3 separate regions of the Mus musculus genome follow, and regions 1 and 2 are each linked to region 3. Evidence: chromatin loops called from intact Hi-C (ENCODE). Cell type or tissue: heart. All regions are shown on one strand.

Region 1 (2,500 bases), 120 kb after region 3:
GCAGGTGATCCCTTTGTGAGGCTCAGCAGAGTGGCAAAAAGGAGCACTTACTATTCAAAGTTGCTCCCTGTTTTTGCAGGGACCTAACAAAATGGAATCATTTCTCCATCAGTCTGAATCTCCTTACCAATACTTAATTTCTCCCAGTTAAGAGGAACTGTAGTATTATGTACCACAGTGGAAAGAAAACTTGATGATCAGGAATGCTTAAAACACCCTAGCTCTTCTACTTCACAGCTGCACCTGGACTTCCACAGAGACAACCACTGTGTCTGCTAGTTCAGAAGGTCGATGAGGGAAGAATTCATGGATGTTAAAGTTACCCCAGAAATACCTGAGGGGCAAAACCATATTAAGAAGTGGCTGGGGAGTCCCAGAGTCAGGCTACTTGACGCCAGGTAGCAAATGCTCATTGTGGGCACAAACCAGGAGCAAAAGGGCATCAATAAAGACATCAGTGGGGAAATACCTTGGAGAGGGAGTTTGAACTGGGGTAACGGGGCAGTGAGAATGTTCCAGAATGTGAGACACAGAGGCAGTGAAGCTACACATACTTCCTCACTTGCAGGAAACCATCTCATCGCAATGGGCATCCACTCAGAATCCTCCTTTCCAGACACACTGGGAAACACCGAATCTTCTATCCTGGACAGGTGCACAAGACTTTCTACAGAGCAACCTGACTCTTAGCAACTGACAACCACAGAGGTGCACACACACACACACACACACACACACACACACACACACACACACACACCAGAAAATTAAAGTATCTGACTTCTATGTAGGAAGTACTCACACATAAAGCTCTCTGTGAAGTCTCCCTGTTGAGGTGGACTCAGGAAGTTATCAGTGCAAAACAAAACTGCCTAGCTCAAGGTCCTTATGAGCTTTATGGGTCATTGGGTTCTGTTATAGAAAACAAGCCACCCATCTCTGGTATTGTGTAGTCAGGCAGCCTGAGAAGACATGACTAGGGAGAAGAGTAGTCCTCTCGCCAGAGGTCAGCTGAGCTTGCGGGGAGGGCTAACTGCCCTGACCTACAGAGGGGCACTGTTAAATTAGACTGACAGTATGAAGAAGGGGAGGTCAGGGTCCCACCTGCTGATCTGGCAGCTCTCAAATACAATGCTCTGCTATCAGCCTCTTTGACCATACTTTTCTCAGGCATATCTCTCTGCTTCTTCCAGCTCATGGGATGTGGGATCCATGACACACAGATAAAGCATGCACTGCCAAGACAGCTTCCAAAAATAGTGCAGCTTCATACTTGTGAACTATAAACAGCAGCTTGTAAGCAGGAGTTCCCACTCCATGAGAGAGCTACTTCAGTTTGCAAACCAGTAGTTGCCACTGCCAGAGTCCACTTACTGTCCTCAAGGTAGGCAAGGCATGTGTCCCACTGAAAGTATTCAGAAATTTCAGCCCTTCAAGGAAAAGCAGTGAGAACATGCTCTGTCTCACTAACAGACAACGGCATAGCTATCCTTGCAGTTGGCCCAGGGAGAGAGGTGGAGCTAGGCGAACATTCACCCCCCACCCCAAAGAAGTATGTGACTGCTCTGATGAGCAGATCCAAGACCCCAGACGGCACAGATCCACCCAGACTTGCTGTGGTCTCTGGCACTAAACACTGTCATAATGAAGCTGGAGGGTGTGGAGGCGGGAAGCCCGTCTGAATAAACCACTTTGCCTGTGTTCTGTGCACCACGTGCTTTTATGAATCTTGTCTAGGATATTTTATTTCTATCACTTCATATCTGAGAAAAACACATCCTTTATGAGAACGTTAAGGGAATGGACAGATGTGAACACACAGTCCAATTTACTAATGAGAAAGATTATCCTTTATGGCCGCCTTCACTCAGCCTGCACATGCGGCTACTGGAGGGCGTGTCCTTCCTTGGCTTCCAAATTCAGAAGATCGTATGGAAAACTGCATTGCTGGATCTAGACAGCCTGTGTTCAGGTCTTACTGCTCCCTCTTAACCCCCCCCTTGCTTTCCTGTTAGCTTGATCATCTGCTTCCTTTCTCTCCTGCTTTGCTGAGGTGAGCTTGGTGGATTTTTTCCTAGGCCTCTTCTTGGGAAACCTCTTCACTCCTGAACATTTGCCACCCTGACAGTCTTTTCTTGTCTTATGTGCATAGGATTCCTTCACCAGCTACAGTGTTTTTAAATTTGCATTTACTCATTTGTGTGTATGTGTGTGACCATACGTGCTCATGTGCATGCCATGGCAAACATTTGATTTGGAAGTCAGAGGACAACTTGTGGGAGACTGCTCTCCACCACATAGGTCCAAAGTATTGAACTCAGGCCGTCAGGCTTAGCAGCAGTAAGTGCCTTTACTTGTTGAGCCATGATAGTTTTGATTATAATTTTTAATCTTGAAAAATTTGTAGAACTCTGAATGGAAGTGTTTTCCTCTTTGAATCATTATTGTATTCTCAACGAACAAAAAGACATGGTTTACCAATAAAATATATTATGTTTGA
Region 2 (2,500 bases), 320 kb after region 3:
TGTTTTGATTATGATTAAATATTGTGGTAAATGGGAATAAGAGATTAGGGAACTATAGGAGGACAGAAGGGGAATCCTGAGAGGCTTGAGTTTAGTGACATAGACTCCTGTTTATGTATCAGCACCCCATCCCCCAAAACCCCACCCAGAAAATCAATAGGAGGGAAAAGGTACATCATTTAATGATCAGTAGTACAAAAACTATGATAAAAACTGTGACTAATGAGATGGGACTGTTTTATTAAGTAGAACTTGCAGAAAAAAAGACTGAAAAGGATGACTAAACAAGAGAATACAGAACAGAGCACAGGGTAGGAGCCTAGTAAGCCAAGACATTCATATTTCATTGACAAAACTGAGCTCTCTTCAGAGAAAGGCTTGAGGTGTGGTTATGAAAGCGAATTCCTGGAGTGCAGCAAAGATGATAACAGAAGGGGTTGGAAAAAAAGAGAGAGACCAAAACGAGTTGTCTTCCATTGGGATGTGAATGTGGTAAAGACAGAAGATGGCCTTGTTGGACATCAGTGGGAGGAGAGGCCCTTGGCCCTGAGGGTGTTTGATGTGTAGGAGAATGCAAGGGCTGGAAGCCAGGAGTGGGTGGGTGGATAGGGGAGCACCCTCAAAGAGGCAGAGGGAGGGGGATGGGATAGGGAGTTTTTGGAGGGGAGACCTGGAAAGGGAAAAACATTTGAAATGTAAATAAAAAAATATAAAAAAAAGTGGGTGGATATAACACAGCTCCACTCAAATATAGAAGGTGATAGGCAGTAAGTGATACTCACATGCAGTACTGGGAGTAATGTCAAGAACTTCCTCCCCAAAGGTAAGGTGGGAGTGAGAGTGGAACATTTACCTTCAGTGTTATTTAAAGCAAACAGTCTTGTAGGGAAGCATAGTTAGATCTCAGCCTCGGAGCAGAAGCAGAGAACGTGGGAGGATTTGCTCACAATGGAACAGAATGCACACAGCAGAGGCCAAGCAAGACACCTCCGAACTCAGTGTTGTGAGACATTAAAAAAAGCGGGGGTGGGTGGGTGGGGGGGAGGAGTGGAGGGCTCTGCAGTTTCCTGTGAGCACGCCTATAATCCTAGTGCTGAGAGACAGAGGTAATGGAGTCGTGGCTTCAAGGCCAGGGTTCCATTCATTATGTCTCAGAAAATAACAACAACAAAAATTAAAAATGTGCCATGTGAGGCTTGTCAGGCTCCCAGAAAGGAAAAGGATTTCAGAAGAGTCAGGCAAAAAATTGCTAGCAAAGTTCTTGTTCTCCTCTCAAAATTTTTTGTGGGCTCGTCTTTCTTTTCCTTTTGGACTTTTTAGCTCTCTGAGTTAAATAATAAAATCAGAATGACATAGCAGAGGCCTTGAGATGCGGCAGCTCTCTGCCCTCTACTTTCTTTGCAACGCTGGAGCCTCTTTCCATTGTAGCAAGTCCACTTCCGGGAAGGCGGGTCCTCCCCGAGGAGGGGGCGGAACATGCGGGATTCTTCCTGTTGACGTGTTCAACCTGGGCGCTCTGACATAGCAGGATATCCGGTCTCGCTCCCACCGTTGGAAACGGGCTGCTTCTGCCGTTCTAGCCCGCGGCTCGCCCTCTCCTCCGCGTCCTCGGCCACTGCGGTGAGTGGCGCGTCCCCGTGAGGCCGCGCGACGTGGGTGGGTCTGGAGAACGTGAGGGGCCCTCGGGCTGCTGGCGGGTCGCGAGCCGCGTGGCTCTTCCCGCGCCCCCGCCTCCTGGCCTCCCAGAGCCTGGAACCCAATGTCGCTCTGCTGTCACCAGGATCTAAGCTTGAACTCAAAGAAATCTCTCCTCGTTGGCACAAACAGATTCGAGGAAAAAAATAGGTCTGAGATGTCTTAGTGGGTACAGAATTCATCCACGGTCACCCGTGGCCACTCAGCCACATGCTCCAGACTTCCCTTTTAAACACTGAAGGAAGGCCCCGTGGCGTGGCCAGCATGATTAACCACTGATTAGCTCTGAAGACTGTCCTGTCCGAAAGGATTGGGGCACCAGAGTGAGAACACAGAAGCCTGGTTGTCTCTGTTGTAGTTTTTCTGTGTGCTGAAAACCAGCACTGTAAGGTTTGATGTCTGTGTGGGAAACAAACTCCAAAGCATCTGACTTGTCGAAACTGTTGCATCTAGGCACGAGGGACAGGCAGCGAAAGCCACTGTAGTACCTTAGTCTCTTAAGAGAAAATGGGTTTGTTTGCGGTCAGGCCTTGGGTTGCTGGTTATTTGTTTAGATACCATGTAGGTGACAGTGTACTGTATAATACTGTATGTCAACAGCATTAGGGCTGAGACTGTATAGCTCAAAATGGTTATTTCAACTTGGCACAAAACAAATATTTTTAGTCATTTCTTACTAATGGTGCATACATAGGTTTTTTTGAGTGAAGAGAATAATTAGGGTGAGAAAACAATTACTCTAGCTGTTTGGTTGAGGTCCTTGATGCTTATGCTGTGTGAGAGTTTGGAAGCCCAGAGGAGGGCC
Region 3 (2,500 bases):
CTATACAGAAGCAAACCAACAAACGGCAAACAGAACATAGCTATGCTGCCCTGCTGAGGCTTGTAAATACTCAGGGGACTCCGAGGGGAAGTGATGTCTTCACAGCGTGGCTGTAGAACGCACTACCACCATATTTCAGCACAAGAAAAGTGAACCAAACTTCAAGTCCAAAATTCCCTCAGACAAAAACCAGCCAGAGCCAGTTCTTGTGATTGGTGGGTCAGCAGGCAGTGAGGTCAGGGTTGCCTTCACTGTCCTATCTCAGATTACAGGTGAGATGGGCCTATCTTTCACTCCACCCTCAGACCAGCCAAAATGACATCATAGGCAAGCTCAAGGGAATACTGACTGTGGCATCACCCTTTGACAACAGAAGCTAATAATTCCCACTAGGGTGGAGAAAGAAAGGCCTGGGTTTTCTCTTTGCTCATGGGGTTGGTGATGCTGGAGGCCGACTTATAACATCATGTCTGATTATTCCAGACTTACAGATCCATTATCTTTGTAGTTTTTTTTTTAATCACAGATAATGTGTCACACAAAGAGAGTTTTAAAAAAATGCTGCTCTACTTCCTGCTTTTAAACAGACACTTGCTGGTTATGGTCTGCAGGTTACAGAAGTGCATGCCACGGAAGGCGACACATGCATTCCGGATATTCTGCAAATGAGAAAATTCTTCCTTCCACCTAAGGAGAGTTTTAAAGAACCCCCACCCTGGAATGGATGGAATGTAACTTCACAAATACAAAATTTATCTCAAGTTTTCTAAACATAACGGACATCCCACTATAAAAATAACACTCCCTCCCCACCCTCTTCCACCTCTAAATTTCTTCCTAATTATAAAATGGTACAATCATTTCCTATTAGTAAGCTGAAGGCAGGAACTAAACTGATTCTGCACACATACAAAACGCTTTATTTCACACCATTTACATTCACACGGAAGAAGAAGTCCTCTTATTGATCTTCCTTCTCGATTTCGTGGGAGGAAGCGGAGCTGAGCCAAAGCCACACAGAGCAATGCTGACAACACACATCCCAGACAGCAACAGAACACAGCAACGTTTTAAAACAGGCCTGCTTTGAGGTCTCCTACAGCTCTCTAGAGTTCAAGACATTCTCTCTTCATTTGATAACTGCTGGCCAAATTCTCCACTATTGAAGGAATGGTACCGATGAAAATGCAAGACACATTTGTTGACTTGGAAACCCACTGCAAATTAATTTGCTGAAAGTATCAGACCAGCAGAGGGCGCTCTGACCCTTGCAATAAAATTCTACAGACAGGTTCGGAAGACAGCAACACAAATTTGGATTGCTAAGCCCATGCACTGGCCTTCAACTGCTCTGTCCCTAATAGGCGACAATTTGGTATTTACTTCAAAGAGCAGGATACACTACAATGGGCTAGCTCTTACATGAAGAAATCTTTGGCTATTTAAAATCTTCACATTCTCAAAGAAAACTATTCTGAGTTCAATATGAGTGCTAGATTTGTCTGAAGTTTTGAAGTAAAGAGGGTTAAACACGAAAGTTTAAAGATGGCATGTGTGTCACTAAGGCCACAGTCCATTGTTTTAGATTTGTGGATTTATCGAGGCCAACCAGCAGCCTGAAAAAATTGAAATGCCCAAGGGATCCACCTTGACTTTTGTTTGTGAGAACATCAGGAGACAATTCAGCTAGTTCACAGAAGAACATGTGTCCATTTGGATGTTGATCAGTCTTTGGTTTATTTAGCACACACGGTCCTCACATTTTCTCCAAGGTCACTGCTGGCCAAAGAACCGCACACCAGAGAATTTCTACCCAGCAATGACTTTGGGTCACTCAACTGTCTCTCCTTTCTCTGTAGATTTTCCTGTCTGCCTCTTTAGAGGTCTTACAAGAAGCACACTCCCACATCCTCCTCCTTCCCCCCTCCTCCTCTTCCTCTTCTTCCTCCTCCTCCTCTTCCTCTTCTTCCTCTTCCCCCTCATCAATGAACACATATCAAGTGGCTAAAGAGCAAACAGCTCTGCAGTGAGGGTGAGCATCTGTAATGCCACCAGTTTAGAGGATCTGGGCACTGAGGTTCAAGAAAAAGCCATTTGATTATGAAGGACATAGGACAGGGAGAGAGTGAGTGAGTGAGACAGGCTCTTACAGAACAAGGAACTGATTAAATTAATTAAAGTCCACATCTGGGATCTACATTCACTTCATTAGTTATGGGATGATAACACCATGCCACCACGAAGCTCACAGTGGAATAAAATAGTTCCCTATCTACAAGATTTTAACTAGCACTGTCTGACCCTCCTGAGAAAGGCCTGCTGTTGGGAGCCAAGTATCCCAATCTTCTTCACAATCAAGACGTTTTAACTCATGACTATTGACTCCCTTCAACACCTGCTCTCCCTGGGACTCATTGGTAAGTTCCGAGCCCAGGGGAGGGGCAGTTTTCCACATAGACTTTCTCCTTAGCTCACCCTGCTTTGATCTGGGATCTTGCCT

What was found. Peaks named below come from ENCODE experiments on the same cell type or tissue, not always from the same donor. Only the 100,000 strongest peaks of a DNase experiment are listed, where the experiment ranks them.
Region 1: a loop joins it to region 3, with 2.2 times the contacts of the local background. A loop is called at or near these places in 4 of 42 quality-filtered maps.
Region 2: a loop joins it to region 3, with 4 times the contacts of the local background. A loop is called at or near these places in 15 of 42 quality-filtered maps.

What each region holds. Positions count from the first base shown.
Region 1 is chr8:82,967,114-82,969,613 of GRCm38, reverse strand. The region is part of intron 1 of Rnf150 (ring finger protein 150); the gene reads right to left. Among named protein-coding and RNA genes, the nearest start is that of Rnf150, 110 kb to the right of the region's middle. In heart, no CTCF peak of the experiment used is centred here; a DNase peak (open chromatin) is centred at 1,243; H3K27ac peaks cover 1,921 bases.
Region 2 is chr8:82,773,177-82,775,676 of GRCm38, reverse strand. It overlaps Zfp330 (zinc finger protein 330), which reads left to right and starts at 1,532. Exons shown (of 10, transcript NM_145600.2): 1 at 1,532-1,620. In heart, no CTCF peak of the experiment used is centred here; a DNase peak (open chromatin) is centred at 1,476; H3K4me3 peaks cover 1,709 bases; H3K27ac peaks cover 1,697 bases.
Region 3 is chr8:83,088,332-83,090,831 of GRCm38, reverse strand. It overlaps Rnf150 (ring finger protein 150), which reads right to left. Exons shown (of 7, transcript NM_177378.4): 7 at 1-2,500. Among named protein-coding and RNA genes, the nearest start is that of Tbc1d9, 76 kb to the left of the region's middle. In heart, a CTCF peak has its summit at 1,250 (motif pointing right); a DNase peak (open chromatin) is centred at 1,251.